Regions from separate parts of the Mus musculus genome. Here region 2 is linked to region 1. Evidence: chromatin loops called from intact Hi-C (ENCODE). Cell type or tissue: gastrocnemius. All regions are shown on one strand. Each heading gives the region's core, and the rest is flanking DNA. Links, peaks and the distances in the headings are about the cores only.

Evidence for each region. Hi-C counts contacts between places; a loop is a spot of excess contacts. Peaks named below come from ENCODE experiments on the same cell type or tissue, not always from the same donor. Only the 100,000 strongest peaks of a DNase experiment are listed, where the experiment ranks them.
Region 2: it touches region 1 in a loop (4-fold over the local background); 4 of 42 quality-filtered maps call a loop at or near these places.

What each region holds. Positions count from the first base shown.
Region 1 is chr6:141,438,951-141,446,950 of GRCm38, forward strand. All of the region lies in intron 2 of Pde3a (phosphodiesterase 3A, cGMP inhibited), which reads left to right. Among named protein-coding and RNA genes, the nearest start is that of Slco1c1, 81 kb to the right of the region's middle. In gastrocnemius, for the core only: no CTCF peak of the experiment used is centred there; no DNase peak of the experiment used is centred there.
Region 2 is chr6:140,709,953-140,720,515 of GRCm38, forward strand. The region is part of intron 4 of Gm30215 (a long non-coding RNA gene); the gene reads left to right. Among named protein-coding and RNA genes, the nearest start is that of Gm30215, 35 kb to the left of the region's middle. In gastrocnemius, for the core only: no CTCF peak of the experiment used is centred there; DNase peaks (open chromatin) are centred at 2,708, 2,967, 5,228 and 6,499.

The DNA.
Region 1 (8,000 bases), core at 1-8,000:
GTTTGTGAGGGCATGAAGCTAGGATGTTTCATATTCTAAAGCTTGATCATGAGTGTCATTTAAGAGAGATTTAATTTCTCAGTTCTAGTTGCACAGTGAGCCAGGGTGTGAGGTGTGTGTGGGTATTAGTTATGTTTCTTATTTCTGTATCCAATTCCTAAAAAGGAGCAACTTCCGGGAGGAGGGGCTTGCTTTGGCTTACAGTTTGAACAGACATGGTACTCTCTGGTATGGAAGGCATGCAACAGGAAGGAGGGGCTTGCTTTGGCTTACAGTTTGAATAGACATGGTACTCTCTGGTATGGAAGGCATGCAACGGGAGCATGAGACAGTTGGTCACATGTATCAACACTCTGGAAGCAGAGAACAGACAGGAAATGGAGACAAGCTATGATACCTCAATGTCTGCTCCAATAACCTACTTCCTCCAGTGTAACCCCAACCCCTAAAGCTTCCAAAAGCTTCCAAAATCACACCATCAGCTAGGAACCAAGTGTTCACACATGAATCTATGTGAGATATTTCATATTCAAACCATTACTGGTAATATTTTGGAAGACAAGACTTTATTTATAAAATATATGGAGGTTTAACTAGGGAAAGGTTAAAGGTTAAAGCTGTGCCATGAAGTTGAACTTTGTCCTCTAGCTTTAGAGAGCCATCAGATACCAAGGCAGGACCCACCCCCCCACCCCCATTTTTATATTTTATACAAGGAAAAACTCAGATTGGTAAAAAAGAAACTGAAAGAAAATGGTCCATTTGTGCTTGGGTAAAAAAAAAAAAAACGGCTCCTTAAGGAAGGAGTGAGGGTATTTTTACAAGTCCTAAGTAGGTCTGATGATTGATTTAATGTTAGAATGAAGAAAGCAAATAATACAAACTGAAACAAACAAAATTCAGTCATTGTTGGGCCAGGTGGAGGATGTACTGTTTGCTAAGAGTGGAAATACAGGAGGAAACTACCTCGAGAGATAGAAATGGGTGTAAGAACTACTTTTAAGAAAAGCTTATCCTGTGGTCAGGTTGAGTAGAAAATAGCCCTGCTTGGGTGAGGGGAGGGAGAGAAGGGGGGAGGTAGGGGAGAGAGGGATGGGTGGGGTTAGAACTGTAGAATAAGGGACTTTCCTGATCACATTGGGTGATAGCTGAAAGGGCAGAAGACAAGTTTGAGTGAGTGAAAATGGGATCCTGTGGTCATATCAGTCGAGGATGGAGGAGGAACAAGCCCAGGCAAGCTTGTTCTCAGAGAAAGGAGGAAGACAAGCAGGCCAGAGGAGGAAGGGAGCTATGCAGGGAGAGGAGAATACTGGGTCAGGAGAGTTGCTCACCAGACACTTGCATTGGACAGAGAACGTCTGAGAACGCCTTCATTCATGGAGGTTTGAATCCTGACAGAATACATGTTTTGAAATGGGTAGCACTTTGTGGGGTCAAAGAGCAACTTAGTTAGGAAAATGGTAACACGCTTTGGGATGAGAAGAACAGAAGGAGAACACAGAAAGCAATTCATATAAAAGATATACCATCTGCATTGGAGAAACCAGAGTAAAACAGAGAGGAGGCTAATACTTAAAGGAAGAAAGGATACTTTGACCATGAATACTTTTACCCATAAGAGATAGTCTCGTGCATCTGTACACATTTAATCAAGTTAAATTAAAGCCTCGGGGAAAGGATAGCATACCCAAGTTCTTTAACGCTCCTGTCCCTCAGTGAGCTACTAGGGTCGGCAGACCATAGGATAATCTATTTTGACTCATAACTTTTTGACTTTTGAAAGATTCTAACTGATGCCAAGTTCTTAAGTGGAAGTATAGCCCAGACTACTAGCTAGATACTTTCTCTTATTCTCCTGCTTAGCTATTCAGCCAGGACATAGTCTGTGAAAAAAACAGGACAATAAAAATGATTTGCTATACTGGTGTATTTCTAGCCACAAATAAGGAGGAAGTTTTGCTGAGACAAGCCATAGCAATGAAGAGATGTTCTTTTCATGGCTACAAGTCCTCAAGGGTTAGTGAAGTTACCATCTAAACAGTAGGAACAGTGACCTGGGGGTTTTATTGTTTTGTTTAATTCTACTGTTCTATTGTCTAGATTGTCTTTTCTTAATGACAATCCCACCTATAGCTACTGGAGGCAGCATAGGTCCTTCTGAAGAGGCAGAAGCACAAAGGCGTCTTCATTTCTCATGAGCTCACATTCTCTTGTCTTACTCATCTTTAGCCAAATTTCTAGCTTGAGGATCCATCCTAATGATCATAATTAGTATAAAGCATCGGTAGTTTCTGGTGAGATGGCTTGGTGAATAAAACATACTTACTGCCAAGCCTGAATGACCTGACTTAAACCTCAGGGACCTACATAGTAGGAGGAGAGACGCTATTCCAACAAGGTGTTCCCTGACATCAACACACACTATAGTCGTGAAACAAAATAAATAAATACAAACTGAAAAAAAATTAAGTAAGACAATCATGAACCTAGTGGGTTGTAATTAGTGTTATTAATCATCAACTAGACAGGATCTGGAACCATTTATGAAATGAACCTACAGATATACCTCTTAGGAACTGTTTGGCCTCCGGTTGCAATGGTGAGAGATTATCTTGACTAGGTTAATTGTTGTGGCATGCCCTATATTAACCATAGACAAAACTGTTCTTTGGGTGGGGATCCTGGACCATATCAAACGGAGAAAATGACCTGAGCACTGGCTTTCATCTCTGCTTCCTGGCTGTGGCTGCAATGTGACCAGCTACTTGAAACTGCTGGCACCATGCTTTCCCCACTGTCACACTGTGACCCAGAATAAATGCATTGCCCCTCAAGCTACTTTGGTCAGAGTTTCATTTACAGCAAGAGAAGTTACTAAGACATTTTGACACTTTGGATGAAAAGGTCCTCTGCAGGCTCAGGTGTTTGAATGCCTGGAGAAGATTGGTGGAGAAAGTATGTCACTAGGGGTAGGCTTTCAGAGTCTTAAAGACTTCAGCCACTCCGAGTTTGTTCTGTGATTTCTGCTTGCCATTGAGGACTTGAGTTCTCAGTTTCCTACTTGGGGAACCATGCTGATTGCCTCCAGGTTTCCTTGCCTAGATAGAAAGTCTTTACTCCTCTGGAACAATAAGCTCAAATAAACTCACTTTTTTTATAAGCTGTCTTGGCAATGGTGTTTTATCACTGCCATAGGAAAGTGACCAATACACAAGTAGTTTATAAACTTTGAAGAAAGTTAAGAACAATGACACTTTGAGTGTCATTAGACATATGGATTCCTCTATCTAAATGTCACTCTGCTTCATAAGATGATGGTTGAAGCCATCAATGAATCCAACAACCAGATACTGTCGATGGGAACCTAAGAAGGCACTTTATCTTTTGACTGGTATAGAGTAAGGCTGATAGTGGAAATGACTCAGTAACTTGCAATTATTTTTGTGAAGTATTGAAGCTCATTAGGACACAGTCTGGGGCTGTATTTAGCTTTCTCCCATATTAAATTGAATTGTCTTTAATCTGCTATCAAAGCCAGTACTTGCAGGGATTTTCTGCCTGTCTTTTGTTCTCTGTTTTGAAAGGTGTTCTCTATTTGTTCTTTGCTCATAGTTTAACAAAGAAGCTTACACAATGTTTCACTTCTCATCTCCTTAAGACCAAATAAAACTGAAATTGACTAAAATAATAGCTAACAAAAATTCAAAGCAAATTTTGTTCATATCCTCTCTCCAGATACCAAGGGTGGGAATACTGGCAACCAGCAATGTTTAATGTTTTATGATACTAAGCTTCTGGAACTGATTTTCCCTTCTTTGTATAGATACTTTGTTTTAAGTATCTATAATTTTGGCTCTCTGTATTCCTTAAATTGACCTTTATTGCTGTAACAAGGGCTTCTGAAAGCATTGACTGAACCTATCATTATGACCATGTGGAGGAAAGGAATCTCTGACAAAAATTTCAAGTGACTCATATCTGACGTATTTACTGATTTCTCTTTACACAGCCAGCCATTGATGATAACAGTCAAGAATAGAAGACATTTCTTTAATTATTCCTAAAAGGTCCCACTTCTTCCTGTTCACTATATTTTGAGCCACTGAGGTCTTTTAACTTGAAGATAATCATATTTTAATTGTCTCTCAATAATCCTAATATAAGATTATAACTCAAGCCATTTCCTCAAACTGAAGCCTTTGACTCAGATTTGTAGACAGATACAATATAAAATTTTATTTTATTGTAACCTAATACATAAATGAAGACAATCACCTTACTAAAACCACAGATGGTTCTAGAAAGTACCAAAACTTTTGCTTCCAAGGGAGAATGGTAGGAAGATTTCCCTTATATATGAAAGCAGAGAATAGGAATAGAGAAAAGGCCTTCCTTCCTTCTTTTCTTCCCTCTTTTCTTTCCTTCCTCCCTTCTTCCTTTCATACTTATTTTCCTTCCTTCTTCCCTCCCTCCTTCCCTTTCTTCCTTCATTCTTAGAAGTTTTGAGATAGTCTCACACAGAATGGCCTGAACTATGTAACCACAATCTTGTCTCTTGCTTCCTGGCAATATTTATCCCTCAGCCCAGCAATACAGATATGAATCATGACACCAGGCACACATAGCCTGGTTTTCAATTGAGAGCTATTAATACTGCCTTTCCTAAAACTTTGTGCTTGAGAGAGTCTAATTTGGCATTTCCAAAGAAAATGTGGAGAAAGGGAGGATACTGTGAAATCTTGGCATTTGCTGATGACGTTCACAGGTTGATAGTGAGAGCCAAAGCTCGAGAAGATTAATTAGAAGAGTGTAGCAAGAGCATGAAATGAATTGGCAAAAATAATTTTGTATTAACCACGACAGGTAACTGCAGTATTCCCACTGAGAACAGCTAATGCAGCCTTGAGACCACCACACAACCGGTAACAAATGGCAGCATCCCTAACTATAGGCACAGAGCTTTTCTTGCCGTGCACAAAGTTTAAGATTCTGAAAGTCATAAGTCCTTCCTTTTATCATGACAGTTTCAGAACAGGGAATTGCATTTTGGAAAGTTGAAAAAGGATCAAAGGTATCCAAAGTTTTCATTTTATAATTATTGTTATTTTGCCTATCATTTTAAAACATTTTTTTTTGTTTTGAAGAAAAGAAGAAAGAAAAAAGGAAGAAAGGCAAGAAAGGAAAAGAAAGGAAGGAGGGGAAGGAAGGAGGGAGGGAGAGAAAGAAGGAAGAAGGGAGAGAGGGGAAAAAAGGAGGAAGGCAAAGGAAAGGAATGTCACTGTGCTTATGATGTGTCTACATAAGCTCACCAAGCATCATCTATAGCATAATTTTGTTAGGAAACAATCTTAGATTCTAATATTTGTTATTCATATGTTTTGAAATTTGATTTCTCTATAAATCCACAAAGCTTTCTTCTTAATGCAAAGTATATTTTATTAATTGTGAAAATTGAATTGGTTGCTTTTTTATAGATTAATGGAGTATTTTTGAAGTGCTTTTCTTGTATTAGAACAATTGAGGACATTGGTACCCTTCATTGTTGTTGTACCTTTTTGATTTCAAACAAGAACATTTCATTGAGGCTGTTGGTCAGAATCATGGATTTTTGTATGCTCACAAGTGACTTGTTCACATATTTTGTTGTGAGTCCTGGAGATCCTGAAAATATTTCTAGAGGAAAGAACTAAGAAAATATTATAGAAAGAGAAGATAAAAGTAAAAAAGGCTACAAGAACAAATGTATTGACTTTTCTGTACCTGATGGGTTCCGGGGTACCTTTGATTCACCTTGATGCCAACTTTAGAAGAATCTATTTTCACTGGAGTTGCAAGTGCCATTGTTTCCTATGCTTGATGTTCATCTGAGTTACTTTTCTGTTGCTGTGAAAAATTACCATGGCCTAGACAACTTATAGAAGAAAGAGTTTATTTGGGCTTATGGTTCAGAGGGATGGGAGTCCATCATGGCAGAGAAAAGTGTCAAGAAAGCTCTTAGTCTGCAGAGGAGCAGGAAGATGAATGCTCATATTATCAAACCCAAGTATAAGAAGAGAGTGAACTGTAAATAGGGTAAGACTGTGTAATCTCAAAGTCTGTCCACAGCAGTGCCTATTTTCCAGCAAAGCTGCACTGCCCAAACCTACCCCAAATAGTACTGCCTTCTGGAGCCAAGTATTTAGATCAAGACCTTGAGGGACAGTTCTCATTCAAACCACTAGTGTGTTCTTGCAGCCTTGGACACAGCCATCTTGAAGTCTGGCCTCTTAAGTTTCTGTGAAGTTGATTTTCTGATAATAAAAACCAGAAGTCTTCAGTGCCTAGTACACAGATCTGTGAAAGCAAACCTTTATTTTTCTTGTACAATCCAAGGCTTGATAATCAGTTTTTCTGTTACCTGTTCATTAGTCAACGAGCATGCTCTTTACCTCATCACATCTCTAGGACAGTTAGCCAGGCATCTTTCTTCATCCTTGCCTGACTTCAGTCATGTACTTCTTGGTTTTTGCTTTTTATTTTTAAGAATTAATTTATTTTAATAATGTATATGTAAGTGTGCTCATGAAGGCATGAGCACTCTAATGCAAAGCTTTGATCACCCACTCCATTGACCCCACACATTTCTTCAGTGATATGTAACCCATGAACCTCATACACATGGATTCCTTTGGGCTCCATCTGATGAAGCTTTCCTGTCTCCATGGTTTTGAACATGAGAGCAACTAACTCCTCTCCTCATACATAATGCTCACACCACTCACTGTTCTGCAGGGTTCTTCATTGCACTTGGGAGGTTAACCAAAGATCGTGATTGTGGCTTCCATTGCTGCTGAGATATAGTTTCTTCAACTTCATGCTCATCCTTTCTACCTGAGGTGCTCAAAGTTCACCATGAAAATTGTACCCAAAGTACCATATTTTTTTTCCTCTCCCTAGAGGCCCACTAAGATCTTCTCTTTAAAAAAAAAAGAAAAGAAAAGAAAAAAAAAGAGAGATTCACATGTATATCGGAATCCCCTGCCTGTGATTTCAGTATTATCAGATTATAGGAAAACATTGTAGAGTTGTTTTCCTTATCAGTTATTACGTCTTCAAATTGACATTTGCTACTTTCCAGAGAAACTTATTCTAGAACAAGCTGTTGAGAGCAGGTTTCACTCTTGGCTGTAGTTCCTCAAGAGACTTTTAGAAATTAGTTTAGAATAGGAAACTGTTCTAGAAGATTGAGATTGCTGTCTCAGGGAGCTATCTTAATGCAGTGATTTGTTTTCAGGGACATATTGCACACCATAACGTCTCCACTTTTACTTTCTTGTAGCACAGAATTGGGAAGAAGGAATGGACCTCTCTGAAGGTTTAGAGTATGTAGTATTTCTAGTTCTACTCTGAACTCTGGGTTTAAGCAAGTAAATGACACCTGTCATTGCCCTTATTGTATTGTCCAAAACCTAAAGGAGGAAATAATTTTTACGTAGTTGCATAACCACCCAGAAAAGTATATTTTTTAACATAATATTTTAAGAGACAGTCTTGAGGACTAGGCTCAGGGTACTCAGGATGCTGGGTACCCTCAGCCCACCCCAGCTTCTCCCATTTTATAAAGTACATCAGAAACACAATCCATTTTTATATATCATTTGATTTCATTTTTTCCACATGTAATTCCCTATTGTGGTTATTTATGAAACATGCAAGTGTGGGCACAAGCGCATGCATGCACATGTGTATACACATACACACACACACACACACACACACACACACACACAATGTGAGAAATGCAGCACAAACACACACACAGGCTGTGAGAATGGGACAGGTGATTTTGGAAAGGAAGCCTGTGCTATACATTTGAGCGATGATTAAGATAGCATAGCTCTTCAGAAGAAAGAGAGTCTTCCTACAGGTGAGAGATGGCAGAGAAGTATGACTTCTAGGAAGAGAGTGTGCCACACAGAAACAGATGGTAGAAGATGCATGGCTCCTCACAAGCGATAACT
Region 2 (10,563 bases), core at 1,575-9,574, 730 kb before region 1:
AACAGACATGATTAAAAAGAAATTTTTTTTGTATGGGTTTTTTTTTTTTTTTGAGGCAGGGTTTCTCTGTGTTGCCCTGGCTGTCCTGGAACTCACTCTGTAGACCAGCAGGCTGGCCTTGAACTCAGAAATCCACCTGCCTCTGCCTCCAAGTGCTGGGATTAAAGGCATGCGCCATCACGCCAAGCTGAAAATAAATATTTTAAAAAGAGAGAATATGTTCAAGTTTGGGCAACTTTTAGCATACTATCAATTAGTTCATTTTCCCTTTTAATCGAATGCCTTTTGGACATATATTGTCTATTGTGACACAAACACAGGGACAGGCTACCGTACTGTTAGGGCTGCCTAACAGTGAGCTTGGCACACGATTTTGAGGGGTTTCTTTAAAGCAAAGGACATATTGAAATCACCTTAACATCCCTAGGGCCTACTTTACTGACTCTACTTTACCAGAGAGGTCCTAGTTTTCTGGTCCCATAGCCCCCCTCCTACTGTTTGAAGCTCAGGGTTTCCTTCAGACTTGTAAGGTCTGAGTGACTCATGGGTACGCCAAGGACCCAGCCAGGGGCGCACTCTGCATTCAAAACCCAAGGCTCTCAAATGAACCCAGTTTTGTTTAAGCCTGACCAAATAGGTATTGAAAATCGTAGTGGAAGGACGCCTGAGGTTATCAGCCCATTTCCCACCTTATTGAGTTCCTGTCACAGTTGCCTGAAGAATGTCCAATGACTTAATTTAATTCATTTGCTTTCTGAGAACTAGACAGGAAAGAAAATTCCCACCAAAATAAGAACTTCAAACTAAATAGATGTAAGGATTCAAAGGTAGAGCGAGAAATCTGAAATAATCGTGCTGAGACATTGATTTGATGTTATAGAAAGGATCAAATGTTCTGATAAACTCCCTTGTAATTACAAATAATTAAAAAAAAATAGGCTGAAGAAAATTGTGATTTCCAGCTGGGTGGTGGTGGCTCACACCTTTAATCCCAGCACTTGGGAGGCAGAGGCAGGTGGATCTCTGAGTTCAAGGCCAGCCTGGTCTACAAAGTGAGTTCCAGGACAGCCAGGACTATACAGAGAAACCCTGTCTTGGAAAAAAAAAAATCCAACCCCCCCAAACAAACAAACAAACAAACAAAACACAAAAAAGAAAGAAAGAAAAAAAAAGAAAGAAAGAAAGAAAGGAGGGAGGGAGGGAAGGAGGGAGGAAAGAAAGAAAGAAAGAAAGAAAGAAAGAAAGAAAGAAAGAAAGAAAGAAAGAAGAAAAGAAAGAAAGAAAGAAAATCATGATTTCGAAACCAGAAATGACTAGAACACCAGCAGGAATCAGGAAACCCGATCGGTACCTTTAAAATGCCACATAACCTGGGGGAGGGGGAGGGCAGAACGAATAGAGTACTTGCTGCGCACGTTGGAGGGTTTGAGTTCATATCCTCGGAATCCACAGAAAACAGGACTCTCGAGGTAAGGGGCCTGTGTGATCCCAGTTCTCCTACAGTGAGAAGAAGGCAGAGATGGAACTCTGGATGCACTTTGGACCAATGGGCCTGGAGAACACAGTGGGAGACCCTGCCTTAAACAGGGCGGAAGGTGAAGGACTGGCTGTTGAGCCTGCCTGCTGACCACCTTGTACGTACACAGGAACGCCCACGCTCACATACATGAACATACACAAAACAAAAAAAGTCAAATAACCCATTTTACCTGCAGTTCAAGAGCTAATGCATTATCCGTTCTGAACCAGCCCACTGAGATGTCAACGTCGGAGAGATTCCTTATTTCTGTGACCTTGGGTATTGCTGTCATTTGGGACTTTAATGTCCCTTGGAGATCCAGGTGGTTAAAAACTTGGCGAATAGTGGGACACTACAGGAAATGAGACCTGGTGGCAAAATCTCTAGGTCATCTGGAATGTACTTTGGAAGGAGATCACAGGACCTGTGTCTCTTCCATCTCTTTTCTCTCCGAGCCTTGGGAGTGGTTTTGCTTTGTGATACAATCCTGCCTCTCTCTGCCGAAGAACCAGGGCTAACTAGCCACAGAGCAGAATCTCTGACAGTGTGAGCCCCAATGGAGCTTTTCTTGGTATAAGTCACTGTCTTAGTGCTTGCCATGGCGACAGAAAGCTGACTAACACGGTCTCATGGCCGTCCTGATGCATATTCACTTACCTGACAGGTTTGTGGACAGGGTTGAGGATCTTTGGCTAAAGGCGCTTGCTGCCTGACAGCAGCAGTTCAGTACGCGGGACACACAAAGGTGCAAAGAGGACGGAGTCCACACAGTTGTCCTCTAACCTCCACACTGTACGTGAGCCCCTCATCACAATCACATAGATACAGTAATAATATATTCAAATTTTAAATGCTAAATTAACAATCCCAGAGTCCTTAGTTGACAAGCCGGTCTGAACCGGTCACTCCCACCAGCGCTAAGTTTACATTAGCTACTAAGTGGTCTCCTTGTTAGTCACTTATCTTGTGCAGGGGAACACAAACTCCAGGAGGCCTGAGTGACTGAGTGACCTGCTTCTTAAGGGGTCTCCTTCTCGGCTGCCTTCAGTTCTGCTGGAGCTCCGTGTTGCTGCTTTTATACACAGCAGGGAGACTGTTAGCATGCATGAAGTGAATTAATAAACAAGTGCTGTTATTCAGAATCTTGCAACTTAGGCTGTGAATTGACAGTGCTGGTAGTCCCAGCGTGTGGCCTCTTTGACATTGACCCAGGGAGCAGGTAGATCCCACCGGCCTTTGCGTTTTCCACCCCTACTCTCATAATGACACTTTTTTCCATTTACAATCTCTTCAGCTCCTTGGAGATACCTGAAAGAACCTAACCTTCATTTTATTTTTAGTCATTTAAATTTAAATTTAATTAAAAGTATTTTTTTAGAGAAATGGCTAACTTCTGGAGGAAAAGGCAGTATTAGAGATCGTGCTGCCACCTACAGGACAGAAGGGGTAGTACACCCGCCTCATCTAAAAGCTGGAACGTTCACGAGTCAGAGCCGTCAGCCGCTTAGGAACGCTCAGGGATCTAAGGAAATGCAGGGCGGCAGGTGGCTAGCATGCAGTGCGCGCGTGTGTATGTGAGTTCATATGTTTATGCACATGTGTATGTAAATGTGTTTTTTTCCAGGGTCACTGTACTGGTTAGTTTTGTGTCAACTTGACACAGCTGGAGTTATCACAGAGAAAGGGGCTTCAGTTGAGGAAATGCCTCCATGAGATCCAACTGTAAGGCATTTTCTCAATTAGTGATGAAGGGGGAAAGGCCCCTTGTGGGTGGGACCATCTCTGGGCTGGAAGTCATGGGTTCTATAAGAGAGCAGGCTGAGCAAGCCAGGGGAAGAAAGCCAGTAAAGAACATCCCTCCATGGCCTCTGCATCAGCTCCTGCTTCCTGACCTGCTTGAGTTCCAGTCCTGACTTCCTTTGGTGATGAACAGCAATGTGTAAGTGTAAGCTGAATAAACCCTTTCCTCCCCAATTTGCTTCTTGGTCATGATGTTTGTGCAGGAATAGAACCCCTGACTAAGACAGTCACCTAGTTAAGAGTTTGTCAATTTTATCTTTTTCAAGGAACAAACTGCTCATTTCATCCGTCTGCTGGACTGCCTTTTTAAAGTCTTCATTTCATTTATTTCCACTTTGATCTTTATTATTTCTTTCCTTCTAATTCTAGGCTTGAATTGTTTGTTTTTCATACATGCACACACATATGTATTTGCTTTGCTCTCATCTGTCTGTGCAGGTAGGCGTGTGTACCTGAGTAGGTGCACATGGAGACCGGAGGTTAATGTTAGGAATGTCTGTCCCAGCTATTAGGGATGTCTGTCCCAGCTGCTTCTCCACCTTCCTGCTTGACTTTTTTTTTTTTTTTTTAGTTTGTATTCTTTTCTAAAAATATTTAAAAATTTTGTATGTATATGCATGTTTTGAATTTATGTATGGGTGCGCTGTATGTGTGACTGGTGCCTGTGGAGGCCAGAAGAGGATGCCATATCCCCTCACCTGGGATATTGTGAGTGGCCATGCATGCCGGATCTTCTGCAGGAGCAGCAGGCACACTTAACCTCAGAGCCTTCTCTCTAGCCCCTCCTTATTTCGAGGAGACAGCATCCTTCGCTGAACCTGGGTTTGGATGAGACTGAGCTGTGCTAATGGATACGAATTGCAGCGCCTGTCTTCATGTCCACACTTGGGCTGCAAACTCAGCTTGTCAAGCAGCTACTCTACCCACCCAACTGTTCCCTCACCCTCATGTCTCTAGTGTCTTGGGATTCAGTGATAAATTCTTGAGACACCATTTCTGCAAGCTTCCTCCATTTCTCTTTATTCTTCCCACTCCCAACCTTTATTTGCATAGATAGATTGTTGTTGAGCCCATGAATTCCCTCTCATTTGGTTTCTTCCGAAATAAAGAACCTCTACTGCATCTAAACCTTTGTTTCATGATTTTTCAGCTCAGGGATTTCGGTTTGATTTGAAGAAATCATTTCTGTCTTCCGCTTAAGCCTTTCTGTTAGAATATCCTCTTCTGAAAACTCAAGGAGTTTCCCCAGGGTGGCTCTTTCAAGTTCTTCCCCAGAGTGTCTGTCTACATGGGTTGTAATCCAGGCCATTCCTGGTGCCATATCTTTTTTTTTTTTTTCTTTCCAAGACAGAGTTTTTCTGTATAGCCCTGGCTGTCCTGGAACCCACTCTGTAGACCAGGCTGGCCTCGAACTCAGAAATCCGCCTGCCTCTGCCTCCCCAGTGCTGGGATTAAAGGTGTGTGCCATCACGCCTGGCTCTGGTGCCATATCTTTAGGTAAGCCTTGTTTCCCTGATGGCTCTTGATGCTTGGCATGACATCATCCTGCGCATATAAGGGTTAGTATTTCCTTAGGACCTCACAATCTAATTTTTCAGGAAATGTTTTTCTCTGAGCCTGTAGTCATGTGTATTACGTTTCAGAGTTAATTGACTGATGGTGTGTTTGGGTGCTCCAGTGCACAGGACTGGGTGCGCATGTGCCATGGCCCACATGTGGAGGTTAGAGGACACCTTACAGAAGAGAGTTCTGTCCATCCACCATGTGGGTCCTGGGCATCGAACTCAGGTTGTCAGGCTTTGCAGCAAGCGCCTTTACCTGCCAAACCATTCCACTGCCCACCTCGACCCATGTCTGCACTTGATGGAGCTCTAAATCCAAGATTGCTTCTCGCTGTTGGTGTGTTGTCGCTGTGTGAGCACTAGAGGGCGCTCCAAGCACAGATTTGTCAATCATCTGCCACTGCTCAGCCTGAATTGGGATCGTTTTTTAAGTCTTTTCCTGTGTACAAAGCAAGCCCATTTGCCCGTGTATCTGTCAGGAACTGTGGGATTCTGCCTGGCTCTAGGGTAAAATCACTGTGGAGGGATTCAAGTACTCTCTATAGTCATGGGCATAAACTCTGCACCGGGGCTCTGCATATCTTACCATTGGACCTTCAAACCCAGTTCTGGTACCAAGGGGGAGGCATTTTCCCCAGGATGCTTGGTGCGGCATCTCAGCCAGCCCCTTCCTTTGTTTGTGAGTGTATTTCTCCATCTTTCTAGCGCCAGACACATTAGGCCTCAACTGGCTTCCCCATCTCTTTAGAAGGTAGTTTGGTGCCACCTGTCCAAGTGGGTGTGTTCATGGAGAGAAAGTAGAGGGAGCCCATTTAGATATCAATGCATTTTTTTTCTTTTTTACGCCTAGAAATCATATTTTTACCCTTGGGGTTTTCTTGTGTCGTTCACTTTGGTTGCATTTTCAACACTAACTGAATTATTGCCTGGAAGGGGGTTCACATAGCACCCATAATTAGTTAACTTTAAGGAAAAGAGATTACTCTTAATCTGGGGCCTTGTCTGTCCAATCAGGGGAACACTGTAAAGGCAGACACCAAAGAAGGCTTCTTGAACAAATTCTTCAACACCAGCATTAGTGCCTGTTGGGGTTTCCAGCCTGCTGGTGAATAGCTATCCGGAGACGCGTTGATACATACTTACAACACTCAGAGTAATAGCTAGACGCATTGATACATACTTACAACACTCAGAGTAATAGCTAGACGCATTGATACATACTTACAACACTCAGAGTAATAGTTAGACGCATTGATACATACTTACAACACTCAGAGTAATAGCTAGCGGAGACGCATTGATACATACTTACAACACTCAAACAGAGTAATAGCTAGCGGAGACGCATTGATACATACTTACAACACTCAAACAGAGTGTAGGGCCCAAATCAATTGTCCTCCTCCATCCTAGAAGAGGCTTGGGGCTTCTCTGATGAAGCTTAGAATAGATAGAGCATTTACTGGTGGACATGGACGAAAGCATGGAAAAAACTGCCGGAAAGTGCTCAGAGGCTTGCTGGCTGCTTCTGATTGGCCAGGAGGATGATGCTTGCACTGAGCTGGACCCTGGGCTTTGTTGGCACAGGGAACCTCAGGACTGGAGCTGCTCCAGTCTGATGACTTCCCAGCTGGTTATCTAAACAGACTCTGGCTTGCCACGCCCCACGGCCACATGGCTTAATTCTTTAATCTACCTCTGACCTCAACAGATGTATCACTCTTAGTACACTTAACTGCAAGCCACCTGCTGGCCATTGACTCCAGCATGAGGTGCCAATTAAGTTTAAAAAACCCAACCAAAGCTTGTATTTTCGTCCGTTTCCCCTTTGGCCCTTAGCCCTGTTTACCATTCGCTGTTCTTTCTGCCTAGGCTCAGGCATCCTTACCGTCTCTTTTCTCCACTGTTCAAACGCTACCAAAGATAGGACCATAAAAATGTCAAAATTCACCAACATGTTTAGGTGTTAAAATAACAATGAAGCATCCCCTTTCTCTGTGTGAGATAGATCTTCTGGGTTATGCAGAAGTTATTTAAGTAGCCGAGTAGTGGTGGCGCACACCTTTAATCCCAGCACTTGGGAGGCAGAGGCAGGCAGATTTCTGAGTTCGAGGCCAGCGTGGTCTATAGAGTGAGTTCCAGGACAGACAGGGCTATACAGAGAAACCCTGTCTCGAAAAACAAAACAAAACAAAACAAAACGTTATTTAAGTTGTTTTTGGTGGGGGCAGTCTGAAGTCATAATATATATATAACCTGACAACCCACATTATTCTAGGACTTTCTACTCTATAGCTCTCTGGTAGCACATAACATAGGCACTTCCTTTTTATTTTTATTTTTTAAAGTCGTCATCATCACCATCACCACCACCACCACCACCACCATCCTCATCATCACTATTATTATTTGTGGTGCTGGGTCTCACATGAGCAATGTGTGCTGGATATTCTGTTTGTTTGTTTATTTGCTTATTTATTTTTATGTATGTGAGTGCACTGTAGCTGTTTTCAGACATACCAGAAGAAGGCATCGGATCCCATTACAGGTGATTGTGAGCCACCGTGGGAATTGAACTCAGGAACTCTAAAAGAACAATCAGGGCTCTTAACCACTGAGCCATCTCTCCAGCCCCCTGCTGGATAGTTTTATGCCAACCTGATGTAAGCTAAAGTCCTCTGAGAGTTTGAAAATGCCTCTGTAAGATCAGGTTGCAGGCAAGCCCACAGGGCACTTTGTTAATTTTGTTAAACTGGGGACAGTTCAATCCCCAGGCAGGTGGTCCCGGGTTCTTCAGCAGTCTGAGCAAGCCATGGGAGTGATCCAGGAAGCAACACTCCATGGCCTCTGCATCAGCTTCTGACTCCAGGTTCCTGCCCTGTTTGAGCTCCTGTCCTGCCTTCTTTTGATGATGATCAGTGCTGTGGAAGAGTAAGCAGAATAAACCTTTTCCTCACTAAGTTGCTGTTGGTCATGGTGTTTCATCACAGCAATAGGGACTATGATGGTTTGTGTGTGCTAGGCCCAAGGAGTGGCACTATTAGAAGATGTAGCCCTGTTGGATTAAGTGTGTCACTGTGGGTGTGGGCTTTAAGACCCTTATCTCAGCTGCCTGGAAGTCAGTATTCTGCTAGCAGCCTTCAGATGAAGACGTAGAATTCTCAGCTCCTTCTGCACTGTGCCTGGATACTGCCATGCTCCCACCTTGATGATAATGGCCTGAACCTCTGAAACTGTAAGCCAGCCCCAATTAAATGTCTATATAAGAAGAGTTCTTGGTCATGGTGTCTGTGCGCAGCAATGAAAACCCTAATTAAGACAGTGACCCTGTCTAAGATACAATGCAAGTGCTCTAACAATGAAGTAAATCCTCAGTTGCTGGAAGCATCTGTCACTCATTTCTTCCTCCCGTAATTCTTGCCACCAACCATCTTGACCCACGTAGACCAAGGCAGTCCTTTGACCTAGGATCAGTCAGGTTGTCTGTGTCTAAATACATATATACGTTGTATTTGCAAATACACACATACATACACGTGTAGTTTTCTTTGAAAAGTTGAAGGAAATGGGGTCTCCTCTGCCCCCAGAAGTAATGCACCCTGCTCACACTTTGGTATCTGTCCTTTGTAACATGAAGGAAAGTGTGTATTCGTCAAGCGGCCACCTTTGAGATACTTTGTAACAGCAGCAGTGAGAAACAAATGGCCTTGGCAGATGGAGCTGGGAGCTGCAGTCTGGATCAGTAAAGGCAAGGCTGCCTACTGCACAGGGTAAGTGTCCTTTTCTAGCACAGAAGGCTTCTGGATCACTTCCCGTGGTTACTTTATTTCTCCAAGCTCAGCATTTTCTGCTGGAACTCAGTTCATTTCCACGTAGACCACCTGACTCTCTGCATCTCCTCCTGGAATTCCAGTCTAAGAGAAACTGGGTCAAATACTGATATTCTAACTTCTACTATTGTAAGGGGAAAAAAATAACCTGTTCTTTGTGATTTGAGAATCTCATGTCTTCTGCCAGCCTCCATAAAACTCAACTGGCTGGCTTCTTATTTTGCCACAGTGTGTTCATTGCCAAGGTTATCCTCAAAATGTCTTCAAGAATCTCCTCTACCCAGGCAAAGCCATGAAGCCATTGGTGACCTTTGAGAAACTCTTTCTTTTTTCAATATTAAGGATCAAGGGTCATAATGTCTGTCTCTACTTTTAAGAGAGGAGATAGATTTGAAACAGGACTGACAATAATAAATTAAATTCTCCATTTACTCTTGTCTTTGTTAGGGTTTCTATTGCTGTGAAGAGACACTATGACCCTGGCAACTCTTATAAAGGAAATTGGGGCTGGCCTACAGTTTCAGAGGTTCAGTCCATTTAACTCATGGTGGGAATATGGCAGTGTGCAGGCAGACATGGTGCTGCAGGAGCTGAAGTTCTGCACCTTGCTCTAAAGGCAGCAACAGGAGACTGTATATCACACTGGGTGTAGCTTGAGCATATGAGACATCAAAGTGCACCCCCACAGTGACGCACATGCTCCAGGAAGATCACACCTACTCTAACAGGTCACACTTCCTAATAGTGCCACTCTCTATGGGCCTATGGGGGGCAATTACATTCAAACCACTACAACCCTGTATGATTAAACTGTTTTTTAAAAATTTTACTTATTTTTATTTTATATGTATGGGTGTTTTGACTGAAACTATGTTTAAGCATCACATGTATGCAGTGCCCACAAAGGCCATAAAATGGCGACAGATCTCCTGAGGCTGGAATTATAGATGGTTGTGAGCTGCCTGTGAGTGCTAGAAATTGAATCTAGGTACCTGGAAAGGCAGCCAGTGCTCTTAAAGCACTCCAGCCCCTCCCCTGCACAGCTTTAAAAGTATCCCATTGGCCACTGTGGCGCCTATTAAGACATTTTTCATCTTTTCCCCCTCATCTATAGACGTTCCTTCCTGAATGCCTTCATTTATCTTCCTTTTCTCTGATGTGCAGAGAAGACTCCTGGGAATGAATTTCCCATTCCTTCCCCATAACGTTCCCACGCTGAGCTTGCTTTGTACTTTAGGATTCCCCTTGATTACACCACGAACTCTGTTGGCACCCGCAAGCGCTTGGTGTTTGTAGCCCAAGCTCAAGCCATGGTCCCATTAGTGCTTCTGAAGTCATCTTTCAGGGGCTTAAACTTTCCCCATTTATGACTTCTTTCACCAGAGAAAGTTCTACACAACCCTGGATGTATAGGTTTTATTATTGACGTAAAAGTACCTGACTTAAAAGAAACTCAGGAAGGCAGGGTGGCACGCAGGCACAAACACGCACAGACAGGCAGGCAGGCAGGCAGGCGGCAGAAGGCTTCTTTTGGCTCGCAGTTTGAAGGTACAGTCATCACGGCAGGGCAAGCATGGTGATGGGCGCTTGCTGCACCTTCAATCAGAAGGCAGAGAGACAATGCCCATATTCATCCAGTTTTCCCCTTGTGTCTAACTGGGGACCCTAGCTCCTGGAAGAAAGCTTCCCGTTTGCTCTCAGGTAGACTTCCCTTTCACTTACTCTCTCTTGGAGACACTCTTACAGACACGCCAAGCAGCTGTTCCCAGAATAATTCTAAATCCAGTGGGTTGACCGCGAAGGCTGAGAATCACAAAAGATGTGGAAAAGGGGTAAACAAGCCAAACATTTA